Regions from separate parts of the Homo sapiens genome. Here regions 1, 3, 4 and 5 are each linked to region 2. A link is a contact called in ENCODE Hi-C or POLR2A ChIA-PET data. All regions are on one chromosome and are shown on one strand. The core of a region is the stretch at or near the end of the contact, and the rest is flanking DNA. Distances in the headings are between cores, read along the strand shown. Region 1 holds the start of CHROMR (cholesterol induced regulator of metabolism RNA). Region 2 holds the start of IFT70B (intraflagellar transport 70B). Region 3 has its middle 280 kb from the start of MIR4444-1. Region 4 holds the start of TTN-AS1 (TTN antisense RNA 1). Region 5 holds the start of RBM45 (RNA binding motif protein 45).

Region 1 (4,905 bases), core at 928-3,427, 860 kb before region 2:
CTATTACATCGGCACTGTCTGAAAAAATATAATGCAAACCATATACATAATTTAAACATTTCTAGTAGCCACACTCTTTGAGAAAAGAAACTGATTGAATTATATTCTATTTAACCTAATATGTCAAAAACATTATCATTTTAACATGTAATAAATATAAAAATTATTAAGATATTTTACATTCTTTTTTACATACTATGTCTCTGAAATCCAGCCTATATTTTATATTTTACATTTACAGTACATGTCTTTTTTTCCTTTTTTTCTTGGAGACAGAGTCTTGCACTGTTGCCTAGACTGGAGTGCAGTGGTGCGATCTCAGCTCACTGCAACCTCTGCCTCCTGGGTTCAAGCAATTCTCCCATCTCAGCCACCCACGCTCAGCTAATTTTTGTATTTTTAGTAGAGACAGGGTTTTGCCATGTTGGCCAGGCTGGTCTCAAACTCCTGGCCTTAAGTGATCCGCCCACCTTGGCCTGGCCTAGCTGTCACTGACTTTGTAAGGAGTTTCTGCAAATGCTTCTTCAGACTTTTCCCACGTTTTTTAAAACCCCTATTTATATTACTACTTAATGGCAATTTCTTCCACGGTCACAGAGAACACAAAGACCTTTGATTTGCTCTTTCCACCACAGAATATCACTCTAGGAAAGCATTCCATCATAATGTATATAAGGTGCCTAAACTGTGCTATAATCTTAAGCATTACAGGGACTCAGAATGAGGTCGTTAAAGCAGTGTTTTCCAAAGCGTGTTCCGCTGACCTAATCCCATACTCAGCGTATGCAACTTGATATTTTAATTTGTACCCTAGTGATCTAGTCTTATGCCTTCTGGGTACATATTGCATCATATCTTTAAACACATCCAGCTTCTAGAATGGTGCTGTACACGCAGGAGGTCGTTGAGCTTCACCTTCCTGCTAATGACAAAATCAGCAATTGCCTTTAACCACAGGAACTTCAGCCCGTTGGTCACTAGGGGGAGACACACACGTGGTGGGCCTCTCCAGGCTCCTCAAATCCCGCCAGAGTCGCCACTGTGTAGTCTGCCCAGAGAAACCACACCCAGTCTTAGGAAGAGGAAACTGACTGCCATCCATTTCACGCTACTGTGGCCGGCGAGCTCAGAGTGGAATCATTTGCAAGGCAGCTCCTCCAAGAATAACCAAGCCGAGATCTAGCTGATCAACGATTGAATTTAGAGTAAAACTTGACAGAATAAAACTCCCTTCGGTTTGTCCGTACTACCTGGGTTTGCAGAAATGCTTTTCCTTAGCATTTAATTTTGGGACCTGTAAATATAACTGCTTTTTAGATGCATTCCATAATCCTCAATTAACTTACTGCAGTAAAAAGATAATTAGGTTAATATAAACTGCTCCAAGGGGTTTCTGATCAGACTGAATTTTATTTCATTTGAAATAAGGTCGTTGTTTAATCTTGCAAGTTAAATAATCTTGATTTTACGCTGAATAGGGGCCTGAGATAGATGAAAGAAAATTTCCTTTTCATACATGTGAGAAATAAACTGTTTCTTACACTCATATTCACAAGTGTGACCGTTAGTCCAAGTTGAGGCAATTAACATATTTAGGAAGAAAAAAACTTCCTCACAGAAGGATTGGCATTGGCCCTTCTGAACAGTATTGCAAAGTCTGAAGGAAAAACCCTATTGACACCACTTTCTAGCCAAATGCTATAGGACGATATCAATACTTACTGTACTGAGTGGGCATTTATTTAGTTATTTCACAGTGAAGATATCTTTTCTGGAAAATTCCTCATAAGAAAACTGAAATTCAAGCTCCTGCTCGTTCTTCAGCCACCGCTACTCGTTCCTGCTTTTTGTGCCCATAGGTTCTTCTGCCCAAAACAAAAGCTGTTAAATCACCGCGGCGGCGCTGACGTCAGGGAGCAGGGCCGCGAGGCCCCACCAGGTCGCCAATGAAGCCTCCCCTCGGCTCTGCCGGGGGCTTTGCGGGGCGCATAGAGGCTCCCAGGCGGATAGAGGCTCCCAGGCGGAGGAGTCCGGGAACCCCTAAAGACCCTTTAGGAAGCAAGGTCCGGAAAACCAAGCACGAGCAAGAGGCCCCGGGCGGCTGTATCCCTGCCCGGCGAATTCAGAGGGAGCGGGCGCCGCGGCCACCCAAGAGCAACGAAGACGGCGGCGCGGAGGAGAGGATGGGGAGGGGTGTGGGCCGCCCAGAGGCGCGGAAGCTGGGAGCACCGCGCGGCTTAGGAACTAAAATAAATGCTTGTCTGAATCTGCCCCGGGTGGGGGATGAAGGAACAAGGGCTTGGGAGGAGACCGATACATTTTAGAAATTGCCGGTGGGGGAGCCAGGGGCGGTGGCTCACGCCTGTAATCCCAGCACTTTGGGAGGCGTAAGGCGGGCTGATCACCTGAGGTCGGTAGTTCGAGAGAGACCATCCTGACCAATATGGAGAAAGAAACCCCATCTCCACTAAAAATACAAAATTAGCCGGGTGTGGTGGTGCATGCCTGTAATCCCAGCTACTAGGGAGGCTGAGACAGGAGAATCGCTTGAACCCGGGAGGCGGAGGTTGTAGTGAGCCAAGATCATGTCACTGGATGTTATTTGTTAATTTTTTGATGTACACTGCAAGATCACACAAGAAATGAAGCTATTAAGCCCAGGTATTGGGCCTTTTATAGGGGTGTTTTTTCATGGTGAATGGGTAAATATGTCTCTACTTTGTGTGCTTATTAAACAACCCTGACTATGTGGTCTTGAAAGGAGAGATCCTGCCTTAGTTTCGCCTCTCATTAGCCTTATGTGAGAGCTTTTTTTCAGAGACAGGCAACCAGGAATATTTATTCCAGAAGCAGTCATTGCAGTGGAGAATTTGGGGTTTGAATCATAGAAGACAGAACTAGATAAAATCCTAGATGTTACCTCCAATCCCTTCATTTAAAAATTTGAGGTCACCCAGGCCAGGTGCAGTGTCTCACGCCTGTAATCTCAGCACTTTGGGAAGCAGAGGCAGGTGGATCACCTGAGGTTAGGAGTTCGAGACCAGCCTGGCCAACATGATGAAACCCCGTCTCTAATAAAAATACAAAAACTAGCTGGGTGTGATGGTGCACACATGTAATCCCAGCTACTAGGGAGGCTGAGGCAGGAGAATTGCTTGAACCCGGGAGGCGGGGATTGCAGTGAGCCCAGATGGCGCCACTGCACTCCAGCCTGGGCGACAGCGCGAGACTCTGTCTCAAAAAAAAAAAAACAACAACAAAATTGAGGTTACCCAAATTAAGAGAATTGGTAGTTAAGACAGACCAAGATTAATAACTTTTAGACATTTGTAGACCCTAGTTATTGGGGGTGCTAGACTCTTAACACTTTTCCAAGAAAAGGGGTAAATCTTGTGTTTCTTAATTCGGAAGGAAAAAAAAAATCTACCACTTGCAATTTGGCATGGGCCAGAGGCAATATTATCAGTTATATGCCTCTACGGTGTGATATTGAGTGATATACATGGAGAGAATATGGGCTACATTTTATGGTTTACTGTTTTGGGGAAATGAGGCCTTTGACATGCAGGGTAATTATTGCTGGGGACTCTGCTCAATAGGAGGCCATCACCTGGGCCCCATGCCAAAGGGAAAGCTTGTAAATTCCACTTCCCTGGAAGGCTGATAACGTGTAATAATCATGACATGGATTACTTGGTCCTGTTGGGTCCCAGCTTGTGAGATTCTTTCTGATCAAAGTTACCATCATGGGCAAACTGTGGTTAAATAGGCTTTAATCTCTGTGTTCATAAAGTTCTATTATCCTGGTCCAAGAGATTGGCAGTCTATAACTTCCTTTTTTTTTTTTTTAACACAAACATGAAATTAACACTTTTTGCTCTAAACTAATTAAAGATTCACGGGAAGTTGCAAAGGTAGTATGGAGATGTCCCTGTACCTTTCACCAAGTCCTTCAGTGGTTACATCTTACATAAATATAGTGCAATATCAAAACAAGGAAATTAACAATGGTACAACATGGATATAGATGTCATTTTTTTATTTAAAAATTTTACTTGTGGTAAAGTACACATAACATAAAATTTACCATCCTAGGCTGGGCATGGTGGCTCATGCCTGTAATCCCAGCAATTTAGGAGGCCAAGGTGGGGGCAGATCATGAGGTCAGGAGTTCGAGACCAGCCTGACCAACATGGTGAAACCCCATCTCTACTAAAAATACAAAAATTAGCTGGGCATGGTGGTGCTCACCTATAGTCCCAGCTACTCAGGAGGCTGAGGCAGGAGAATGGCTAGAACCCGGGAGGCGGAGGTTGCAGTGAGCTGATATTACTCCGTTGCACTCCAGCCTGGGCGACAGAGTGAGACTCCATCTCGAAAAAAAAAAAAAAAAATACCATCCTATTTTTAGGTGCACAGTTCAGTAGTGTCAAGTACATTCACTTTGTTGTGCACCCAATCTCCAGAACTCTTTCTCTTGCAAAATTGCAACTGTGTATGTACCTTTTAAATACTAATGTCCCATTTTCTACTCCTCCCATCTCCTGGAAACCACTTTTCTATTATACTTTCTATTTCTATGAATTTAACTACTTTGGGTACCTCATATAAGTGGAATCATACACTATTTGTCTTTTTGTACCTGACTTATTTCATTTAGTATAATATCCTCAAGGTTCATCCATGTTGTATATGCATCAGAATTTATTTCATTTTTAAGGCTGAATAATATTCCATTTTATGTATATACCACATTTTGTTTATTCTTCAGTCAGTGAACACTTGGATTACTTCCTTCCACCTTTTGGCTATTGTGAATATGGCTGTGTAAATATCTTCTCAAGACCCTGATTTCAATTCTTCTGGATATTGTTATGGGCTGAATGTCCCCACAAAATTCCTATG
Region 2 (5,107 bases), core at 616-3,115:
GTGACTATTACCTACTGAACTTAGCTTTGGAATTTCATGATTCAGCTGCTTCTTATCTAGCTGTGTCATCTCAGGCAAGTTGCCTAATCTTTCTGATTCACATGTTCTTCATCAGTAATATGCAGAATACAGGGTGGTTATTATGATTAGAAATAATATATATAGGTGGTCTAATAGAATGTGATGCAATATGGTTGGTGTTGGCTCCAAAATTTATATGTAGAAAAGATTTATGAACAGCAATACTGTTGAAGAGGCAGTAAGGTACCTGCATTGAAGTATTTAATTATATAGCAAAGACATGCTCTGACTTGGACTGTTTATCATGGGTGGTAGTGAGGCCAATGGACATCATGGAAGACTACAAAAGACAATGCTCTGTCCCAGGCCACCATATGATAGATGTTAATGAATTACAACTATTATTGTTACCTTGAAAACTACACTATTTACAAGTACCTCACTGGGATAAGCCAAATTCATATTTTGCTATCTTGTCTATGTCCCTAATTCTTGATTGAAAAATTGTATTTATTCTCCCTTAAAGTCTATGGTCTCCAGGTCAGTTTATCTAGGGGTATTTTTTAAATTGGTGATTAAATATAATTTTATGGAATAATTAAGCCCCTAGTTTTTCACAGCCCCATCATGGCCACTAATAAACTGAAAAAAAATTATACAAAAATAGCCCCAGGATAATAACATGGAATCTACAGCATCTATTCCAAATATATAACAAAGAATGAAAGAAAACCCAGAATGATATCTTGTACAGTCTAGCAAACCTGCATAGAAATCTTCAAACTAAGAATCTGGAAAAAAAATTAAAGTGTAGGCAATCTTTTCTTATTTTAACAGAAGAAAATCCATATTTATCAGTTCAATATCCAAAATCCCTAGAAGGCTGAAAAGTACAAACTGAGCATGTGTGTCTCTCACACACCCACACATCACTGGCTGACTAATTTAGTAGTTAAGAGAGAAGAGTAAAAATGCATAGGGAAAGGAGCACATTTTAATGTCTTGGATTTTCCCCTCTTGGAAAAAACTGAAGTCATGCATTTCTCCAACGTTTCTACCTAGTAGTGAAAGTTGGAACTCCAGCGCAATGGGGATGGCCAAGGGTAAACGCCAATATATACTCAGTAATATTTGTTGTTACGGGAAAAAAGAGCGGGAGATACTTGGACCTAAAACCGAAACTCTCCCAGTACCAATCAAGATTCACAGTCCTTTTTCCTCATTAACCTCTGGAAACCACCAAATTAAGGATTCCTGCTCGCCGCTCTATTCCGTTCTTACAAACTGTGCCCTCGGGGTAGTGCAAAAAAGAACGTGCTCTAATTCCAGGGTAATTCCAAGAGATAACTCGCCTTTTGCCATCCCGGTTCTTTTACTGAAACTAAACCAAAAGCCAGCATTATTATCGACCACACCGTGTACCAGGCTCAAAATCGCCAGGAACATGGGGCCGGAAACCTTCCTCCGCCGCGCCAGAGACCACGGTGCCATAACAGACACAGTGAGCGCCCCTCATCTTTAAGAGGCAGGGAAGGAGAGTTACCCTGCACCCCCACGGGCCGCCGGTTCGGTAGGTACAGCCGGGACTACGTCTCCCAGCATGCAGCGCGGCTACGACCCGCGCCGCGGAACCACTGGAACGGTGCATGCCGGGACGAGTAGATTCAGTCTCTGAACGGCCCGGAGTAGTCTTTCCCCTCCTGAATGCCGCCACTCCGCAGTCCAGAGTATTTGAAGATCAAGCTGAAATTGAGAGACTGACGAGAGTGGTCCCTTTTTGTTCCTAACAGATTTCTTGCGACAAGGAAACCGGCAGTCTTCCGCTTCCGGTTGCTCTGTTGCCATAGTAACCGCACCCATAACAGCCGTGGTGGTTATGGCTGGCCTGAGCGGCGCGCAGATCCCCGACGGGGAGTTCACCGCGGTCGTGTACCGCCTCATCCGCAATGCACGCTACGCCGAGGCGGTGCAGCTGCTGGGCGGAGAACTGCAGCGGAGCCCTAGGAGCCGCGCCGGCCTGTCGCTGCTAGGCTACTGCTACTACCGCCTGCAGGAGTTCGCGCTGGCGGCCGAGTGCTATGAGCAGCTGGGCCAGCTGCACCCGGAACTGGAGCAGTACCGCCTGTACCAGGCCCAGGCCCTGTACAAGGCCTGCCTTTATGCGGAGGCCACCCGGGTCGCCTTCCTTCTCCTGGATAACCCCGCCTACCACAGCCGGGTCCTCCGCCTGCAAGCTGCTATCAAGTACAGCGAGGGCGATCTGCCAGGGTCCAGGAGCCTGGTAGAGCAGCTGCCGAGTAGGGAAGGGGGAGAGGAAAGTGGGGGCGAGAATGAGACCGATGGCCAGATCAACCTGGGTTGTTTGCTCTACAAGGAGGGACAGTATGAAGCTGCATGCTCCAAGTTTTTTGCCGCCCTGCAGGCCTCGGGCTACCAGCCTGACCTTTCCTACAACCTGGCTTTGGCCTATTACAGCAGCCGACAGTATGCTTCAGCACTGAAGCATATCGCTGAGATTATTGAGCGTGGCATCCGCCAGCACCCTGAGCTAGGTGTGGGCATGACCACTGAGGGCATTGATGTTCGCAGTGTTGGCAACACCTTAGTCCTCCATCAGACTGCTCTGGTGGAAGCCTTCAACCTTAAGGCAGCTATAGAATACCAACTGAGAAACTATGAGGCAGCTCAAGAAGCCCTCACTGACATGCCACCCAGGGCAGAGGAAGAGTTGGACCCTGTGACCCTACACAACCAGGCACTAATGAACATGGATGCCAGGCCTACAGAAGGGTTTGAAAAGCTACAGTTTTTGCTCCAACAGAATCCCTTTCCTCCAGAGACTTTTGGCAACCTGTTGCTGCTCTACTGTAAATATGAGTATTTTGACCTGGCAGCAGATGTCCTGGCAGAAAATGCCCATTTGATTTATAAGTTCCTCACACCCTATCTCTATGACTTCTTGGACGCTGTGATCACTTGCCAGACAGCTCCTGAAGAGGCTTTCATTAAGCTTGATGGGCTAGCAGGGATGCTGACTGAGGTCCTCCGGAAACTTACCATACAAGTACAGGAAGCAAGACACAATAGAGATGATGAAGCTATCAAAAAGGCAGTGAATGAATATGATGAAACCATGGAGAAATACATTCCTGTGTTGATGGCTCAGGCAAAAATCTACTGGAATCTTGAAAATTATCCAATGGTGGAAAAGATCTTCCGCAAATCTGTGGAATTCTGTAACGACCATGATGTGTGGAAGTTGAATGTGGCTCATGTTCTGTTCATGCAGGAAAACAAATACAAAGAAGCCATTGGTTTCTATGAACCCATAGTCAAGAAGCATTATGATAACATCCTGAATGTCAGTGCTATTGTACTGGCTAATCTCTGTGTTTCCTATATTATGACAAGTCAAAATGAAGAAGCAGAGGAGTTGATGAGGAAGATTGAAAAGGAGGAAGAGCAGCTCTCTTATGATGACCCAGATAAGAAAATGTACCATCTCTGCATTGTGAATTTGGTGATAGGAACTCTTTATTGTGCCAAAGGAAATTATGACTTTGGTATTTCTCGAGTTATCAAAAGCTTGGAACCTTACAACAAAAAGCTGGGAACAGACACCTGGTATTATGCCAAAAGATGCTTCCTGTCCTTGTTAGAAAACATGTCAAAACACACAATCATGCTTCGTGATAGTGTTATTCAAGAATGTGTCCAGTTTCTAGAACACTGTGAACTTCATGGCAGAAACATACCTGCTGTTATTGAACAACCCCTGGAAGAAGAAAGAATGCATGTTGGAAAGAATACAGTCACATATGAGTCTAGGCAGTTAAAAGCTTTGATTTATGAGATTATAGGATGGAATATATAGTAATAGCTGATAGTGGCATTTATCAAATGGCTTTGTTATGTAAATTTGCATCGCTTTATTTACCCTTTGGCATCTTTATATTTGTTACATGTTGAACTTTGTACACTTATGCATTATAAAAAAAAAAGTAGCTAAAACTTTTGCTGTTAAATTTCCCAGAAAGTGACATATTCTAAGAACTTTTACCCCAGGAGTTATGAAAAATTCCAAACTTATGAGGAATGTTTATATCAGAAGTTGTAATACGTTTGTTTCCTTTCCTCTGTTATCTTTTGTGCTTTGACGTATCTTGAGGGGTCTTTGCACAAGGATTACATCATTCAGGGACCAAGCACTATCTCAGTAATAGTTAAGAGTAGTCTTTAAATAATCATTTCAGGGATTGTGTGAGAGTAGTCTCACAATTTACACTCATTAATTTGTAATGCATACTTTTTATATAGACTTTAGGATATTTTGGCAGTGTTTATTCATATGGATATAATTCTTTACCTAACCAAAATTCCTTAGGTTATAAGTGGTTTTAACGTGCAAAAGTCAGTAAAAAATTTTGTTGCCTTAACAAAATTATGGTGCTATAATGTAGAGACAATGAACGATTATCAAAGAACAAATTTCCCTGGTTTTCTTTTGTTCCCTTTAATAATTTAAATATATGAACAAGATACACTGTTACTATTTTCCATGATAACTTTTTAAATATCTCTGTGAGAAATAACAGAGCTATCCTGAGAACTCAGGGGTTTGTTTAAGAGACACAGGTTTTGTTATGTTTGTTGCCCAGGCTAGTATCCAGCTCCTAGGCTTAAGCATACTCCCACTTCAGCTTCCCAAGTAGCTGGGACTACTGGCACAAATCACTGGGTCCAGTTCTCAGTTCTTAATTCCTACCTTTGTGTTTGCAATTTAGGATATGCTGGCTGTACAGTGTTTCCATGTTGTAGCCTCTTGAATAAGGAAAAATCTCAGCCACCAGGTCTGACCAAAAAGGTCAATTCTAAGTTGTAATGTTCATTTCATGTCCGCAACTCCCAAGAGTTATTTGGAGTTCCCACTGGGAACCACATGCATTCTGATCAGGCATTTTATTTTCTGAACCTTACAAGAGCCTTACTATTTGATTTCCCACTCCTCACTCCTCTCTTCCCACAAAAAGTAACTGTCAATCCTAACTTGACCTGGCTTAGAAAAATCAAGTGTATTAGACTGAAT
Region 3 (5,310 bases), core at 1,160-3,659, 620 kb after region 2:
AAGAGATTTGGCAACATCGGCATCATCATAAATATCAGGTAGTATTTGAAAAGGTCAGTATACTAGTAACCTGTTGCTCTAAAATTGGCACATAGTGAACAGCCACAGCATCTCAGTGACATGTAACAGTAGACGGGTTTTCTTCTGTATCTGCAAGGACGGGTTTTCTTCTATATCTTATCGCCTAAGCTCCCTCTTGAGTCTCAGTGCTGGTTCACCTAGTTTGGGCTTATGTGGAGTGACTGCTTTGTTCCACACGTCTGTCCTCCTTTCCCTGTGACCACCGGTAACACAGGCGTGTCCTCTTCATGGTAATGGCAGAAATAGGAGAGAACAAGCAGAAAGCGGGACCTCAAGGCCTGGGCCTGGAGCTGGAACATCTGTCCGATCCATCTCATTCTATTGGCCCAAGCAAGTCATGTGTCCAAGCCCAGATGGAAAACAGATTTGCCTCTGTAGTGAAAGCAACTGCAAAGTCATAGGGCAAAGGGCGTGGCTATAGGTAGGGGTACAGGATGGGGGCCTGTTATGCAATCAACCATAGTGAACAAGTTTCTCTTTGCATTATTAACAGTATATGCACAACAAAACCCAAATGTGAATTTGACTTAACAGGAAAAAAAATGTATCCTTCATTCTTGTCCCTAAAATAATACTAATTTTAGTTGGATCAACTGTGTGATTCTCAATGAAGATATGTTAAGTCAGATTAATCATGTAAATAATTAGCAGAAGAATAAAAGAAAAAGTCATTGTTTTTAAAAACTCTGAATAAATTGATATATTTAAGCCACTTTGTTTCTCAATAGTATATCAAATCCAATTCTTAAAAACAAACCTGTGGGGGCTGGGTGTGGTGGCTCACACCTGGAATCCCAGCACTTTGGCAGGTGGATCACTTGAGGTCAGGAGTTCGAGACCAGCCTGGCCAACATGGCAAAACCCTGTCTCTACTAAAAATACAAAAATTAGCCAGGCATGGTAGTGCACGTCTGTAGTCCCAGTTACTCAGGAGGCTGAAGCAGGAGAATTGCTTGAACCCGGGAGGCAGAGGTTGCAGTGAGCCGAGATCACGTCACTATACTCCAACCTGGGCAACAGAGCGAGAATCTGTCTCCAAAAACCCAAAAGCAAACAAACCCATGGATCAGATCTTACCTACCATGGATTTTCATTGGTAAATAAACTCTTGGTATTCTGTATCTGCAAGGAGTCATCTGATATGCATGTCTGTTTGTTAAACTAGATTTTACTACAGCTTTTTGGGGTTGGTTTAAAGACTGTATTAGCACTGCATTCCTAATTAACTGCTGACACAAATACTAAGGGGGCAAGAGTGTTGCCCACAGCTTGCCTGCAGTTACCAGGTGTAATTATGCACATAGTAGAGATTCAAATCAAGAATAAATCAGTTTCTGGAAACATGCTGTAAGCACTCAGTGTATCGCCCTGCCATTTCCCCCGTTAGCGTTTTTGAGGCATGCACCCAATAGAAGAAATAGCAGGTAGCTACTGTTTAGCTGAATTTAACCTCTGAAGATAAGCATTTCTCCATGTTGTTGGCCAAACATAGAATTTTCTTTTTGCTTTTCACATGTAATGGGAATACAATGATTTCTTCTCATTGCCAAATCTTAGCTGAAGGAAACCTCAGATAATTTTGAAAACTCTCTTATTTTACCAGTTAACAGACATGGCCTAAAACAGTGATATAACTGTTTAAAGTCATCCAATTGGTTAGGGAGGGCTAACCAGAGAAGCTAGGTTTTTCTCACCACACTACACTTTTCATTTGGGAAACGGGGAGTGTTCATGGTTTGATGAATCAAGTACAGTGTAGGGAGCAGACTGTTATGGTCTGTAGACATAAGTGGGATTCAATTTTCTTGTTTGTTGAATGAGAATTATGCTTGTTATGTTATTAGAATGTTTGGGTCAGGAGCAAGTTCTTTTCAAAATAAATAATTTTATTTTGGAGAAATAAAGCAATCTGGGGAAAATTGCCACTGGCCAGTCCTTTTAAATCAATTCACAGGGTCAGTAGACTCTAGTACCGAGGTTGGATATGCTAAGGATAGAGCGAGAGAAAGAGCTCAGTGACTTTTTCAACAACTAGAGTTACTTGCTTAATTATACTTTTTTTTTTTTTAAAAAAGACCTTCGAGGTACAGTATGAGCAGGGAGTAGGGTGAGGACTTCCCTCAGCACCCATCACCAAGTACTCTCAGGGCACCAGCAGGCCCCCATGAAATAGGTGCTGCCAGAAGCCCATGCCTAAAATTTGCTTGGGATTCATCTCTTCCCTTTCTTTTTTATGATGCTGAACCAGAGGATAAAAAGATAAAGAATTGCACAGCCTGGCACGTGAATGCTTCCCCACTGCGTGCTGCTGTTGTGGGGAGGAAGTAGCAGCCGCCAACCGCTGTTTTATTAATAATGAGGCATTCACATAAATTCCATGCAAAATTGATTTTTGACTGTTATATAAGAATCAAATACTAGGCTTTAAAAAGTAATTGAGAAATCTATTTGTAATTTACTTTGCCTATAAGAACCCGCTGTCCTGCCATAAACAATTTTACAGTATTTTCCCCCCTGTTAAACAGCTATTTTTTACACATCTGTTTGGCCCTTTTGCACGACATGCAGTCAGGAGGTGTAACGAATACAGGTTTGAAACAACATGTGGCCACCATTTCTTTCAGTTTCATCTTCAAGGGGATCTCTTGAAAGTTGTGATATCATTTTCATCACAGTACAAGTGAAGTATGTTAATGGCTAGTTATCTGACACTGGGTGTTGACTGATGAGTCATAAATATGCCTTCTGGTGGTAGGAAAGCATGATGACAAAGCTAAGTAATGAAAAAAAAAAGAAAAAAAAACCCAAACCAACGAACCAAAACAGTCTGTTTCTCACTTGTCTTTAAATGCCTTAAGGGCTATGGTCAAATGGAAAGTTCTGTTACAAAGAGTTTCTCTGGGAACCTATTCAATATTCAGCAGTCCTGTACATATTCAACTGTACCAAAAGTATTTAAAGTGTAATTGATTTATTTCTAATTTTTCTTAAGATGGAAATTAGATGGACAAGAAAAGTTTTAAAAGACATAGGTAATGTTACATATTTTGGCTTAACTTCTATTTTCTAAGGATTATTTCTCAGAAGAGAACATGCTTCTGTTCTTATTCTAGGACTTTTTTTTTTTCCAAAAGAAATCCCTTAAAAAGAAAAACAAATCCCTAGTATATTTAAAAAATCCATTCCCCACCATGATCAAATTAGAACATTTCCATCACCCTAGAAGTTCCCTTGTGCTCCTACAGTCAATATATTCCCCCAGCTCTTGGCCCCAGCCAACCAACTACTGATCTGCTTTTTGTTGCTATGGTTTTGCCTTTCCTAGAATTTCATACAGACAGAATCATAGTATGTAGCCCTTTGTGTTTACCTTTTTTCACTTAGCATAATATTTTTGAGATTCACCTATGTTGTCGAGAGTACTAATATTTTGTTGCTTTTATAGTAATACTCCATTGGATATACCACAATTTGTTTATCCATTCACTGGTTAATAGATACTTGGGTTGCTTTCAGTTTTGACGATTATGAATAATGCTGCTATAAACATTGATGTAAAAGTTTTGCGTGGACACATTTTTATCTCTCTTGGGTAAATATCTAGGATAAAGATTGCTGGGTCACATGGCTTGTATATGTTTAACTATATAAGAAATAGTACCATTTTATACTGTCACACAGTCAATGTATGAGAGTTCAAGTTGTCCTACCTCTTCACCCATCCTTGATATTCTCAAGTGCGTAGTAAGTAGCTCATTATGGTTCTAATTGACATTTCCCTCATAATTTGTGATGTAGATCATCTTTTCATGTGCTTATTGGAATTTGTATAACTTCTTTTGTAAAGAGTCTCTTCAAATCTTTTCCCCATTTTATTGGGCTCTTGCCTTCTTAAGTTGTAAATATCTTTTATATATTCTGGATACAAGCCTTTTTGTCAGATATGTTTTTCATATCTATTATTTCAGTCCGGCTTGCCTTTTTTAACACTTTTTTCTGAAGAGCAAAAGCTTTTACTTTTGAAAATGTTTATAAATATTTTTCCTTATGAGTTGTACTTTTGGTGTCCTGTTTAAAAATGCCTTTCCTAACTGTTGTTACAAATATTTTCTCTTATATTTTCTTCCAGAAATGTAATAGTGTTAGCTCTTACTGTTTAGGCCTATGATGTATTTTGTGTTAGCTTTTAAAATATGTTGTAAGGTTGTTTTTTTCCCCTCTAGATATTTAGTTGTTGCAGCACTATTTTGCTGATTTTCCAATTTAGTTATGTTCACATCTTTGTCAAAAATCAACCATATAACTTTGGATTTATTTCTGGACTCTCTATTCTGTTCCATGAATCTATAGGTCTATCCTTGCCTCAGTGCCGCACTGTCTTGACGATCGTAGCTTTCTTGTAAGTCTTAGAATCAAGTAGGATAATAAATCCTTTATTATTCTTTTTCTAATTATTTTGGCTATTCTAGGTCCTTTCCATTTCCATATACATTTTAGCATCTGCTTTTCAATTTCTTCAAAGAAACCTGCTAGGATTTTGATTGAGATTGCATTGAATTTACAAATCAATTTAGGAAGAATTTATTTAAAAAATTAAATATATTTTAAATGACTACTAAAATTATAAACACGTGTGCTTGCTTCAGCAGCACATATACTAAAATTGGAATAATACAGAGAAGATTAGCATGTCCCCTGTGCAAGAATGACATGGAATTCGTGAAGCATTCCGTATTTTTAAAAGCTCAATATTACTGATTGTTAGATAAATGCAAATCAAAGCCACAATTAAATACCATCTCATGCCAATCAGAATGGCTATGATTAAAAAGTCAAAGAATAACAGATGCTGGTGAGGTTGTGGAGAAAAGGGAACACTTATACACTGTTGGTGGGAGTATAAATTAGTTCAACCATTGTGGAAAAAGCAATGTGGCAATTCCTGAAAGAGCTAAAAGGAGAACTACCTTTTGACCTAGCAATCCCATTACTGAGTTTATACCCAGAGGAATGTAAATCATTCTACCATAAAGACACATGCATGTGAATGTTCATTGCAGCACTATTCAGAATAGCAAAGACATGGAATCAAACTAAATGCCCATCAGTGACAGATTGGATGAAGAATGTGGCACATATATACCATAGAATACTATGCAGCCATAAAAAAGAATGAGATCATGTCTTTTGTGGGAACATGGATGGAACTGGAGGCCGTTATCCTTAGCA
Region 4 (5,347 bases), core at 1,693-4,192, 970 kb before region 2:
ATTTTAAACAATATTACTAATTGCCCAAAATGTCAATTTGATGTAGTTCTTTTCATGCAAGTATAAATTCAATTGTTAGTTATAATTGTTGGACCTCCTTGAGATAGTAACAACAAAATAAAGCAAGCTATCTGCACCTCAAAATGTGTGGCTGGTTGTTTTCTGTGAAATTCTGGGGTGGGGAAGTATGCATCTTCGTGTATCACAAAAACGATCATAGATAGATAAGGCAACTCAAGTTCAAAACAGCCCATGCTGATCTAATTAAACTAAAGAGCTTCTGCACAGCAAAAGAAACTACCATCAGAATGAACAGGCAACCCACAGAATGGGAGAAAATTTTTGCAATCTACTCATCTGACAAAGGGCTAATATCCAGAATCTACAATGAACTCAAACAAACGTGTAAGAAAAAAACAACCCCATCAACAAGTGGGCAAAGGATACAAACAGACACTTCTCAAAAAAAGACATTTATGCAGCCAAAATACACAAGAAAAAATGCTCATCATCACTGGCCATCAGAGAAATGCAAATCAAAACCACAATGAGATACCATCTCACACCAGTTAGAATGGCAATCATTAAAAAGTCAGGAAACAACAGGTGCTGGAGAAGATGTGGAGAAATAGGAACACTTTTACACTGTTGGTGGGACTGTAAACTAGTTCAACCATTGTGGAAGTCAGTGTGGAGATTCCTCAAGGATCTAGAACTAGAAATACCATTTGACCCAGCCATCCCATTACTGGGTATATACCCAAAGGACTATAAATCATGCTGCTATAAACACACATGCACACGTATGTTTATTGCAGCTCTATTCACAATAGCAAAGACTTGGAACCAACCCAAATGTCCAACAATGATAGACTGGATTAAGAAAGTGTGGCACATGTACACCATGGAATACTATGCAGCCATAAAAAATGATGAGTTCATGTCCTTTGTAAGGACATGGATGAAATTGGAAATCATCATTCGCAGTAAACTATCGCAAGAACAAAAAACCAAACACCGCATATTCTCACTCATAGGTGGGAACTGAACAATGAGAACACATGGACACAGGAAGGGGAACATCACACTCTGGGGACTGTTGTGGGGTTGGGGGAGGCGGGAGGGATAGCATTAGGAGATATACCTAATGCTAAATGACGAGTTAATGGGTGCAGCACACCAGCATGGCACATGTATACATATGTAACTAACTTGCACATTGTGCACATGTACCCTAAAACTTAAAGTATAATAATAATAAAATAAAAAATAAAAAAAAACAGCCCATGCTAATAAGTTCTTTTAAGCAAATGTTTAAATTATCGTTAGATGTATTCAGCAATTTTGTTTAAAAAGCCTAGATATAGTTCTCATGGATATATTTATCCCCAAAAGTTTATCTTCTAAATATATCAAGAAAAATATTTTTAGGAGAGCTGATTCAACTCGGAATCAGCTGTGATTCAATATCTTTGATGGATTTTGAACATCTACAATTCACAATCTTTTGTGCTAAACACCACAGGGAACAATACAAAGATGATTAACACGGTATAGATACTGTCCCTCAAAGAGCATAGTGAACGGAAAAGGACAACTTCAGGGAAAATGATCAGTTGTGAATCTGAGTCCATATTGGCTACTGCAGCTCCAAATTGAGACAGAACAAATAAAGGACCTCAGAACTAAAGAACTATTTTATTCCCAAGTCTAGATCAGTTGTTTTAAAAGCATGGTAGAATGACAGTATATGGAAGACTGACACTATTTTAAATAGTGTCATTCTACTATGCTTTTTAAACAACTGATCTAGACTTGGTAATAAAATAATGCCAAAAATATCTGTATTTGTCCACTTCAATTTGTTAATCATAATTATAAGCCTATGATGTTATTTGCCTAAATTCACCTCCTTAATGTAGGTACAGGTGACCAAAGCTGAAGCAAATGTACTGTCAGTTTTCATTCTCCAGAGAAAAATCCTGGGTCTTCATTAATTTATTCAGCAAGTTTTCCGTCTTAAGTCAGATTCCCTAAAAGCAGAGCCTGAGACGGGGATTCTTGTCTCAGAAATTCTTTGAGGGATTATTACTCTCAGGGAAAAAGGGAATGGGGCAGCCAGCAGATAGGGCAGAGGAAGCAAGCTGAGCACGAATGTGGTCTCAGCAGAAGCCTCAGCCAGATCTCACAGGGAGCTTCAATCGTACCACAGAGTTGGTTCCATCTAGGAGCAAGGGGGCTGACATTTTGTACCCCCTTACCAACCAGTCAATGGCTACAGGCTATAAGCTGAGGGGCTGAGGAGGGATGGAAGAGGGAAATAAACCTTCCCAAGTGAAGAGGGGTGCCTGTTGGCCAGGACAATTCTCCGTGGACTAACGCAGCCAAACAGTGAACAATCGAGAAATCGATGGAAGAATACACATTTCCTGGGCATCTAAGTGATGCCAACAGAACCCACTACATCATCTTACAATGTTAAATGCCTATTCTTACCTTAAAATGAGAGGCAGGACTGGCTAGGTGATGCCTAAGGATGATTCCCAGCCTTGACATGCTGGTATTCTCACATATCCTATCCGTGGCTGATATAGTCTGTGCGGATGAAAATTCCAAAACCGAAGACAGGATTTCGCACTTGCTAAAGTTGGAGCTCCCAGGCGCTGAGATCCAATTTGGGCCTGGGAGAGTGGGGAGGGAGAGCAATCTGCCCAGTGAAGGAGAGCTGCGCTAAAGGCAAGGTTTTACTTCTTTTTATCCCTTAGCGAAAAGCCCACTGCCTCTGAAAGTAGCACGGTGTGGCCACACGGACACATGGGGGAAGTCAGTCAGAGGCGCTCCAACAGAACGGCCAGAAGCCCCTTTCCTGGCTTACCAGGCAGCCTCCTTCCCCTAACTCCTCCAGAAACAGCGCTCCTCTGAAGACGCGGGGGGAGGGTCTTCCGGCCCCACACCCCACCTTCCGCAACGCCAGGAGTGGTTCCTCAGCATTATGGCGTCATTTCCGAGTCAGACCCGCTCTTCTCTCCCCATGTCAACAGAGGGCGACAGGGAGCACCAAGCCGAGGCGTGCTTTTTGGTTCCAATCTACGCCCTCCACAAAACCCATGAGCAAGCTTCACTGTCATCCTGCCCCTTTTTTTTATTCACGTCTATTTTATAAACCCCACACCCTGGCTACATGATCAGCCGAATCATGTTGCAATTACATGTCTGCATTCAAAACCCTGAGGGCCCCGCTCAAATCTAGGAACTGCTGTTTACTAACTTACTTCACCTGGGGCAGGTTACCCAACTTCTCCATTCTTTGACATTCTCGTCCATAAAATGAGAATAACAGCAGCAACCTCACAGTATTATTGTGACGATTAGACAAGTTACTACTTGTAAAACTCAGAACAGCGCTTAGCAGAGCACCCAATAAATACCAGCAATCATTATTCTGTTAGGGACCACAGTACAGAATATTGAAGCTAGGGACTAGAGAAGCAGCACTTTAGAGGGGACCTAGCCTAGGTCTCACTGGTACTCATTAGATGTACGGCAGGCCACCTTTATTCTTGGGCAACCTGTCCCAAGATCCCCCAGTGGAATCCTGAAACTGTGGATAGTACTGAATCCTACAAATACTATGATTTTTCCTTTTTTTTTTTTTTTTTTTTTTTTGAGACGGAGTCTCACTCGTCACCCAGGCTGGAGTGCAGTGGCGCAATCTCGGCTCACTGCAAGCTCCGCCTCCCGGGTTCACGCCATTCTCTGGCCTCAGCCTCCCAAGTAGCTGGGACTACAGGCGCCTGCCACCACGCCAGGCTAATTTTTTGTTTTTAGTAGAGACAGAGTTTCACCTTGTTAGCCAGGATGGTCTGGATCTCCTGACCTCGTGATCTGCCCACCTCGGCCTCCCAAAGTGTTGGGATTACAGGCGTGAGCCACCACGCCTGGCCATGATTTTTCTTATACGTACATGCTGATACGGTTTGGCTGTGTCCTCACTCAAATCTCATCTTGAATTGTAGCTCGCATAATTTCCACCTTGTGAGAGGGACCTGGTAGGAGATAATTGAATCATGGGAGCCGTTTCCCCCATACTGTTATCATGGTAGTGAATAAGTCTTACAAGATCTGACGGTTTTATAAGGGGAAACCCCTTTTGTTTGGTTCTCATTTCTCTCTTCCCTGACACCACGTAAGATGTGACTTGCTCCTCCTTGCCTTCGCCATGATTGTGAGGCCTTCCCAGCCACGTGGAACTGTGAGTCAATTAAACCTCTTTTCTTTATAAATGACACAGTCTCAGGTATGTCTTTATCAGCAGCGTGAAAATGGACTAATACGCATACCTATGAAAAAGTTTAATTTATAAATTAGGCAAATTAGGCACAGTAAGAGATTAACAACAATAATAGAATATAACAATGTACTATAATAAAAGTTTTATGAATGTGATCTCTCTGTCTCTATATATCTTATTGTACTGTACTATGGGTAACAGAAACAGCAGAAAGTGAAACCACAGATCAGAGGGGACTAGTGTATTCATTTTCTAGCACTGCTGGAACAAAGTACCATAAATCGAGTGGCAGACACAACAGAAATGTATTGTCTCGCAGCTCTGGAGGTTGGAAGTCCAAAATCAGGGTGTTGGCAGGGTTGGTTCCTTCTGAGAACTCTGAGGGAAGAATCTCTCCTAAGCCTCTCTCCTTTTCTGTAGATGGCTATTTTCATGTTCACACGACATTTTTCCTGCATGTCTGTGTCCAAATTTCTCCATTTTAGGATACCAGTCATACTACTGAGGCTCATCCTAGTTACTCCACTTCAACTTAATTACCTCTATAAAGCCTATCACCAAATAAGTTCGCATCCTGAGGTACTTGAGGTTATGAGTCCAACATCTCTTAGGGAGGGACATAATCCAACCTGTCACCCTAGATGTGGCGGACATGGAACAGCACCTCTTTATAGTAAGTGTTCTGAGGGAATTTCTGAAAAGACAGATTTTTTCTCTATCCAATAGTAGCTGATTATGTAGATGAACCATAGAGGTTGTTAAACCAGAAACGATGAACCATAGAGGTTGTTAAACCAGAAACAGCCCATAAAATAACAGGTTAAATTGATATCTCCATGGTGACTGATTCAAGAAGATTGTTTTATGATCGTGCTCCAGAAAGAAAAAGTAATTTTCAGTTTTGTTTACTCTGCCCCAAACGTAATTTTGAGAAATTCAGGTAGAGAAAGTCATTTCCTTGTAATAGGAGAAAATAGTGACTGCTACTTAAGTAGGACTTTTGAAAATAGACTGGCCCATGGGTTTTTATTCTAAGGTTATAAAATATGAAAACTT
Region 5 (5,178 bases), core at 265-2,764, 560 kb before region 2:
TGGATGGAGCAAGACCTCCAGAGACTGAAATATCTCTGAGCCCTTTATTTACATAAATCCATATTAATACCATTCTCAGTTTGGAAAACAATTTTTTAAAAAATTGAGAAAATATTTTTGTGCAAAGTACCAACAGAATAACATACACAGCAACTATTTACATGGGGCAGACGAAGGCTACAATTTAAGCAATTGCCAGATTCTCAGGATTGAGTCCTGATTTGAGATCACAGGGAGTAAGCTGTGACATCTTGGCTACTACTGATCAATAACAAGGACATTATTGAGGGCTTACCCTGTGTGAGGCACTGTGCTGACAGCACATATTATGTCAAATAACCCTCAAAATGATCCTTCCTGCCATGTGTCATTATCACAATGATTTGGCTCTTCTTAAGGCAGTTTACTTTGGTCTGCTTTCAAAGAAAAGTTGCAGTAACAGAAAGGGTCAAGAACCAAATGTATGCTATTAACACTTTCAGAAACAGAGCTCATTCAAAACAATTTTCCAAAATAACAAAATGTGAAGAATATGTAACAGTGACCGTTTTAAACACCTGCACTTATTCTTTCTGTACATGTATTCTTTCGCCTGGTACTAGGAAAACGTCCAACACCAGAGGTCCCTCCCCAGTTTAAAGTACTTCTGTCAAGTTGTTAACGCCTCATCTGTACCTGAGGAAAAGTAGAGTTTTTCCGTTTTTTATATATGGAAATCTGGGCATCTGAGAGAGGAAGGTCAGAAAAGTACTCAAAGTAGGCTAGGACGAGTTTGGCAGTGAACTCAAGAGCTGGTGGATTAGTGAGGGCGAGGGAGAGGGGAAGCCCAGCCACTGCTGTTCTGTCACCCGGTGGCCGCGGCTGCCGGGTCCGCTCTCGTGGGGCAAACACTCCGCATCCCGTCCCCTTCCCTGCAACCCGGCGCAGCTTCGTGGGAGGGGAGCCTCTCCTCAAAGCAGCCCCTGTCCCCAAGCCAGGTGCTGTCTGGTCAGCTGCCGGGAACGGATGTTCCACTCCTCCCTCACCCCGGCAGAGCAGCAGGTGAAGGGAGGTCCAAGAGGCCCACTCCTTCCCCCGAGGGCACCCCGACCCGGGCACCCGCACCTTGATGGGCTTGGTGTCGTTGGGGCCGAGGCACTGGCCATGCATCTCCTCCATGGCCCTGCAGGCCTGTGAGCTGCGGGCGAACTTGACGAAAGCAATGCCCTTGGACTCCTTGGTGTGCTTGTCCCGCACCACCCAGATGTCCTGGATGTCGCCAAAAGGCGAGAAGCGCTCCCTCAGCACCGACTCAGGTGTGTACTTGCTGATCACAAGGAAGATGCGGCTGTTGGGCGGTTCGTCCAGGCTGTCCACGCCCGGGCGGAAGCCCCCGCCGCTCGCAGAGCTGCCAGCTTCGTCCATGGTGCTCCACCCGAATGCAGGAGCCTCACTGCTCTTTGCTTCTGCGGTGTCTGCCACCGCTGCTGTCTCACACCCAAGCCTTTGCCGGCTCGGTGCTCCGCTTCCGGGAGAAAGAGGAGTCCGGCGCCAGGCGCTGTCCAGCCGCGCAGGATGAGGCCTTCCGGGGAGCGGCCTGCAGCGCCCCCTGGCGACGCGGGGGACCCTGACCCAGTCTAAGTCTCAAATCCTCAAATCCAGCTGAGCCTAGGCCCAAGTTATCAGTTGTGCAATCGTTCCCTGCAGGCAGAACAGCGCTGCCTAATGCACAGGCTTTCCCAACGCTGGCTTTACCCCACCCCTAAGGCCAAGGATTCTTTCCAGTGTTAAAGAAAAAATTATTCATGACACTCGTTAGAGATGGTACAGGAAGGCCGACTTTGACAAAGGGAGCCATGGAGATAGGTCCAGGGACAGCTGCAATGGGGTCTTGCAGTGGGAGAGAGAGATTGGACTGAATTTTGACTCTAATAAGGACAAATTTCTAACCAAGAAGCTTGGTGGGAGGTCAGTGGATGGAAAATTACAAAGAGGGAACATCAGTGTTAAGGAGGATTCTGGCTAAACCAACTTGACAGGATAGTTGCTGAAGGCAGGCCAGGGTGATTGATATCCATGGTAGTCAGACACCAAGAATGAGGATTTTCACTACACTGATTCAGCAGGATTCTTGCTCAAATTGGATTCTACAAGGACAGAAAGCCCAAGATCAAGCCTAGTCAAGCAGAGGACTCAAAGGAGCCTAACTAAGTTTTGGTCAAAGTGGAGAGTTGTCACCATCTTGGTCATAAGCTCAATAGATGATCAATATAGGACAGAGTTCAAACTATATAGCATTAGAGTTGGAAGGAAGCTTTGAGATCATTCAATTTCAGCGTCATTTGTTAGAGATGAGGAAACTGAGGCCTATAGCATAGCCAAAGTAATAGAGATAAAAAGTACGACTAAAACCAGAACTAACTTGGCCAGGCGCAGTGGCTCACGTCTGTGATCCCAGCACTTTGGGAGGCCGAGGCGGGCGGATCACGAGGTCAGGAGATCGAGACCATCCTGGCTAACACGGTGAAACCCCGTCTCTACCAAAAAAATACAAAAAAATTAGTTTGGCGTGGTGGCGGGCACCTGTAGTCCCAGCTACTCAGGAGGCTGAGGCAGGAGAATGGTGTGAACCCAGGAGGCACAGCTTGCAGTGAGCAGAGTTTGCACCACTGCACTCCAGCCTGGGGGATAGAGCGAGACTCCACCTCAAACAACAACAACAACAACAAAAAACCCAGAACTAACTCCATCTGTTGATTTACTCAACTTCTACAAGCAACCCTGGGGTTGGAGGGCAGTGAGGGTGGACTGCTCAGCTGTGGAACTAAGAGAAATCATAGAGTGCAAGCAAAGTGGGAAATGCCTTCTTGTTAACAAGCCTTAGAGGAGAGGTCAGAAACCCAGTAGAAATCCAGAAACAAGGCCTGGATTTAGCAGTGGCATTGGAATGAAGTGAAAGGAATAAACCCCTAAGTAGACCGAGGGCGGAGTTCTTCAAATGAACAAGTTCTGGATGCTAAGACCTAGGTTGCTATGAAGTCAACCAGATAAATACTTATTGTACTCCAACTGTGTGCCAGGCTCTATGCCAGGAGCTAGATATATAATGAGGAACAGGAAAGACATGTCCCGAGGGCTTGTTTTCCCCCACTGTGGAAATCTTACATGTAAATATATAATGCAAAGTAATATCAGATTATGTTACATGGTTTTGCTACTGAATTGTGTGAGCCTGGACAAGTTACTTAATACTTGCAGCTTCGGTTTCATTAACTGTAAAGTAGGAATAATATTACCTACTAAATAGGTAATACATATTATTTTGTGGTTGGATTAGTTAAGCTTGATAGCCGCCTAATAGCTACGCAGGAGCATGACTATCAAGTTTAATTAATTCACCCATTCACTTAATAAGTATTTTTGACTATCTACTATGTGTTAGGCACTGTGTTATACTGAAGGGATGTAGTATTGAACAAAATAATTACTCTTCTTCCCCCACAGAGTTAATCATTTAGCCTTATATAGTTATGCTCATATAAGATAATATATATGGAGTTCATAGTTTAGAGATCAAATGAGATAATATTTGTATAATGGTATAATTGAGATTAATTTTCTTGTTCCCTTTGACTATGGTATCCACTCCCCCACCACTGATATTATACAGTTGTGTGATGACTACTGAGAGTCAGGGATTGTGGGTTGTCACCCTGGATTTAGCACTAAGATTTTTATAATTTCTCCTTGTATTACATTCCATATCTGTAGTGAGGGTTCTGTTTACCCTGAGGCTGAACAACTCTAGGAAGTATCTTTTCTTGACTTTCCATTTCTCTTTTTCCTACCCACAACAATCAAGGTAAATGAAAATAATTTGATAGTGTGAGTTTTGTTGATGAGAGGAACTGCAAAGCAATATTATTTGCAAACCAGTGCCATCTAGTGGAAAATGTGTAATTTTCTTAAATTGTCCTGACTGGGCAATCTCTATTCTTTGTGAAATAAGACTACTGATTGGTGTCCTGAAAATTTTAGGCTGTTATTGAGAACAGTTAATTCTTTTCTCAAAAAAAGATAAAAGATTGCATAAAACAAAACCAGGAACGCAAATATTGGAAAATGCCAGAAAAGCAAAATTTCTTTACTATCCAATTATGTGAAATATGACATATTCAAGGAAAATTAGAAATTTACTTATAAATTAAAAAAAGTAAGTACATTTTCTTCATGACATGTATTTATTTTAAACAGATTTATTGAGATATAATTCTTCTTCTTATCTTATTTTTTCTTTTCTTTTTTTTTTTTTTTTTTAAGGGATTGGTGTCTCACTATGTTGCCTAGGGCAATCTCGAACTGGCCTTAAGTGATTCTCTTGCCTACGCCTCCTAAGTAGCTGGGATTACAGGTGAGACCCACCACACCCAGTGAGTTCTAATTCTTACATCATACAATTCACTCATTTGATGTATTCAATTAAATCGTTTTTAGTGCCTTCACAGCATTGTGCAAGCATCATCGCAATCAATTTTAGAACATTTCATCACTCAATGACCAAATTGTTATATTTCAAATCATAAAACCTTTGAACATGAATTACATGTAACTAAAACACCTAAAAATGTCTGAGGTTTAAAAGAATGATTTTTAGTTAGTCTGCTTAATAGAAGAAACCAGGTGCTGGGCATTTGCAGATTAAATTTTTTTCAAGGCTTTAGAACATGTAGCCTATAAAGCACTGTTATTAGAATGTGCACACATGTTTGTTTCACATGAAATTCAGATTTTTTTGAAACTTTTTCTCCCTCAAATCTTTTCTTTTTAAAAATGAGAGGTGATATTGTGACTAATTTTTGAAATGCCAGGAGCAAATAGTAAATTTTTGTCATTATTTTCCAAACTGAAGTACAATGAGGCTTACTTAGTTGGTGATATTAGTCTTCATATGTTACATCAATTAACTAAAAATATTTCGCCCTATTTGCAAATTTTTTATAGGTTTTAAAACTAAGACTTATTGGTGATCAATTAGTAGCTTTCAGATTGTTGTATATGAATATGATCCAGAGTTTCCATTTGACCCATCTGTAAGGCTACTGTCTACTGATAACGTAGGCAATTACTTAGTCTGACCTGTGGCAGGCACTCAAGAAATGGTAGTCTCCTTCTTGAGTTTGCATGCCTTTGAGTTTGAGA

The links. A loop is a pair of places that touch in the nucleus more often than their neighbours do. ChIA-PET counts read pairs that join two places held with the same protein, here RNA polymerase II (POLR2A). Pooled maps may share reads with other maps.
Region 1: a loop to region 2 is called in a map of CD8-positive, alpha-beta T cell, with 21 times the contacts of the local background. The contact joins the promoter of CHROMR here to the promoter of IFT70B in region 2. A Hi-C loop is called at or near these places in 2 of 168 maps with a recorded cell type or tissue (CD8-positive, alpha-beta T cell and naive thymus-derived CD4-positive, alpha-beta T cell), 3 of 37 single-sample maps with no recorded cell type and 11 of 50 pooled maps. POLR2A ChIA-PET finds 5 or more read pairs at or near these places in 1 of 52 experiments (GM12878).
Region 3: a loop to region 2 is called in a pooled map, with 11 times the contacts of the local background. The contact joins the enhancer-like site here to the promoter of IFT70B in region 2. A Hi-C loop is called at or near these places in 8 of 37 single-sample maps with no recorded cell type and 11 of 50 pooled maps.
Region 4: a map of CD4-positive, alpha-beta memory T cell shows a loop between it and region 2 (7-fold over the local background). The contact joins the promoter of TTN-AS1 here to the promoter of IFT70B in region 2. A Hi-C loop is called at or near these places in 2 of 168 maps with a recorded cell type or tissue (CD4-positive, alpha-beta memory T cell and naive thymus-derived CD4-positive, alpha-beta T cell), 3 of 37 single-sample maps with no recorded cell type and 11 of 50 pooled maps.
Region 5: a map of CD4-positive, alpha-beta T cell shows a loop between it and region 2 (8-fold over the local background). The contact joins the promoter of RBM45 here to the promoter of IFT70B in region 2. A Hi-C loop is called at or near these places in 2 of 168 maps with a recorded cell type or tissue (CD4-positive, alpha-beta T cell and naive thymus-derived CD4-positive, alpha-beta T cell), 4 of 37 single-sample maps with no recorded cell type and 11 of 50 pooled maps.

The regions. Positions count from the first base shown.
Region 1 is chr2:178,410,931-178,415,835 of GRCh38, reverse strand. CHROMR (cholesterol induced regulator of metabolism RNA) reads right to left here and starts at 2,177. Exons shown (of 5, transcript NR_110204.1): 1 at 1,723-2,177. RefSeq lists enhancers at 686-1,260, 1,048-1,307, 1,809-2,008, 1,838-2,413.
Region 2 is chr2:177,549,554-177,554,660 of GRCh38, reverse strand. IFT70B (intraflagellar transport 70B) reads left to right here and starts at 1,865. Exons shown (of 1, transcript NM_152517.3): 1 at 1,865-5,107. The coding sequence starts at 1,898. The coding sequence ends at 3,895. RefSeq lists enhancers at 1,599-1,888, 1,257-2,060, 2,061-2,865.
Region 3 is chr2:176,929,495-176,934,804 of GRCh38, reverse strand. It overlaps the pseudogene RNU6-187P. Among named protein-coding and RNA genes, the nearest start is that of MIR4444-1, 280 kb to the left of the region's middle. RefSeq lists an enhancer at 2,606-2,905. Within about 2 kb of position 2,409, at least 4 of the 41 ENCODE cell types and tissues checked have a DNase peak (open chromatin) inside an H3K27ac peak, as active enhancers do.
Region 4 is chr2:178,520,786-178,526,132 of GRCh38, reverse strand. It overlaps TTN-AS1 (TTN antisense RNA 1), which reads right to left and starts at 2,942. Exons shown (of 7, transcript NR_038271.1): 1 at 2,497-2,942. TTN (titin) reads left to right here. Exons shown (of 363, transcript NM_001267550.2): 363 at 1-144. RefSeq lists enhancers at 2,915-3,064, 2,741-3,253.
Region 5 is chr2:178,108,773-178,113,950 of GRCh38, reverse strand. RBM45 (RNA binding motif protein 45) reads right to left here and starts at 1,514. Exons shown (of 10, transcript NM_152945.4): 1 at 1,105-1,514. The coding sequence starts at 1,404. RefSeq lists an enhancer at 1,309-1,478.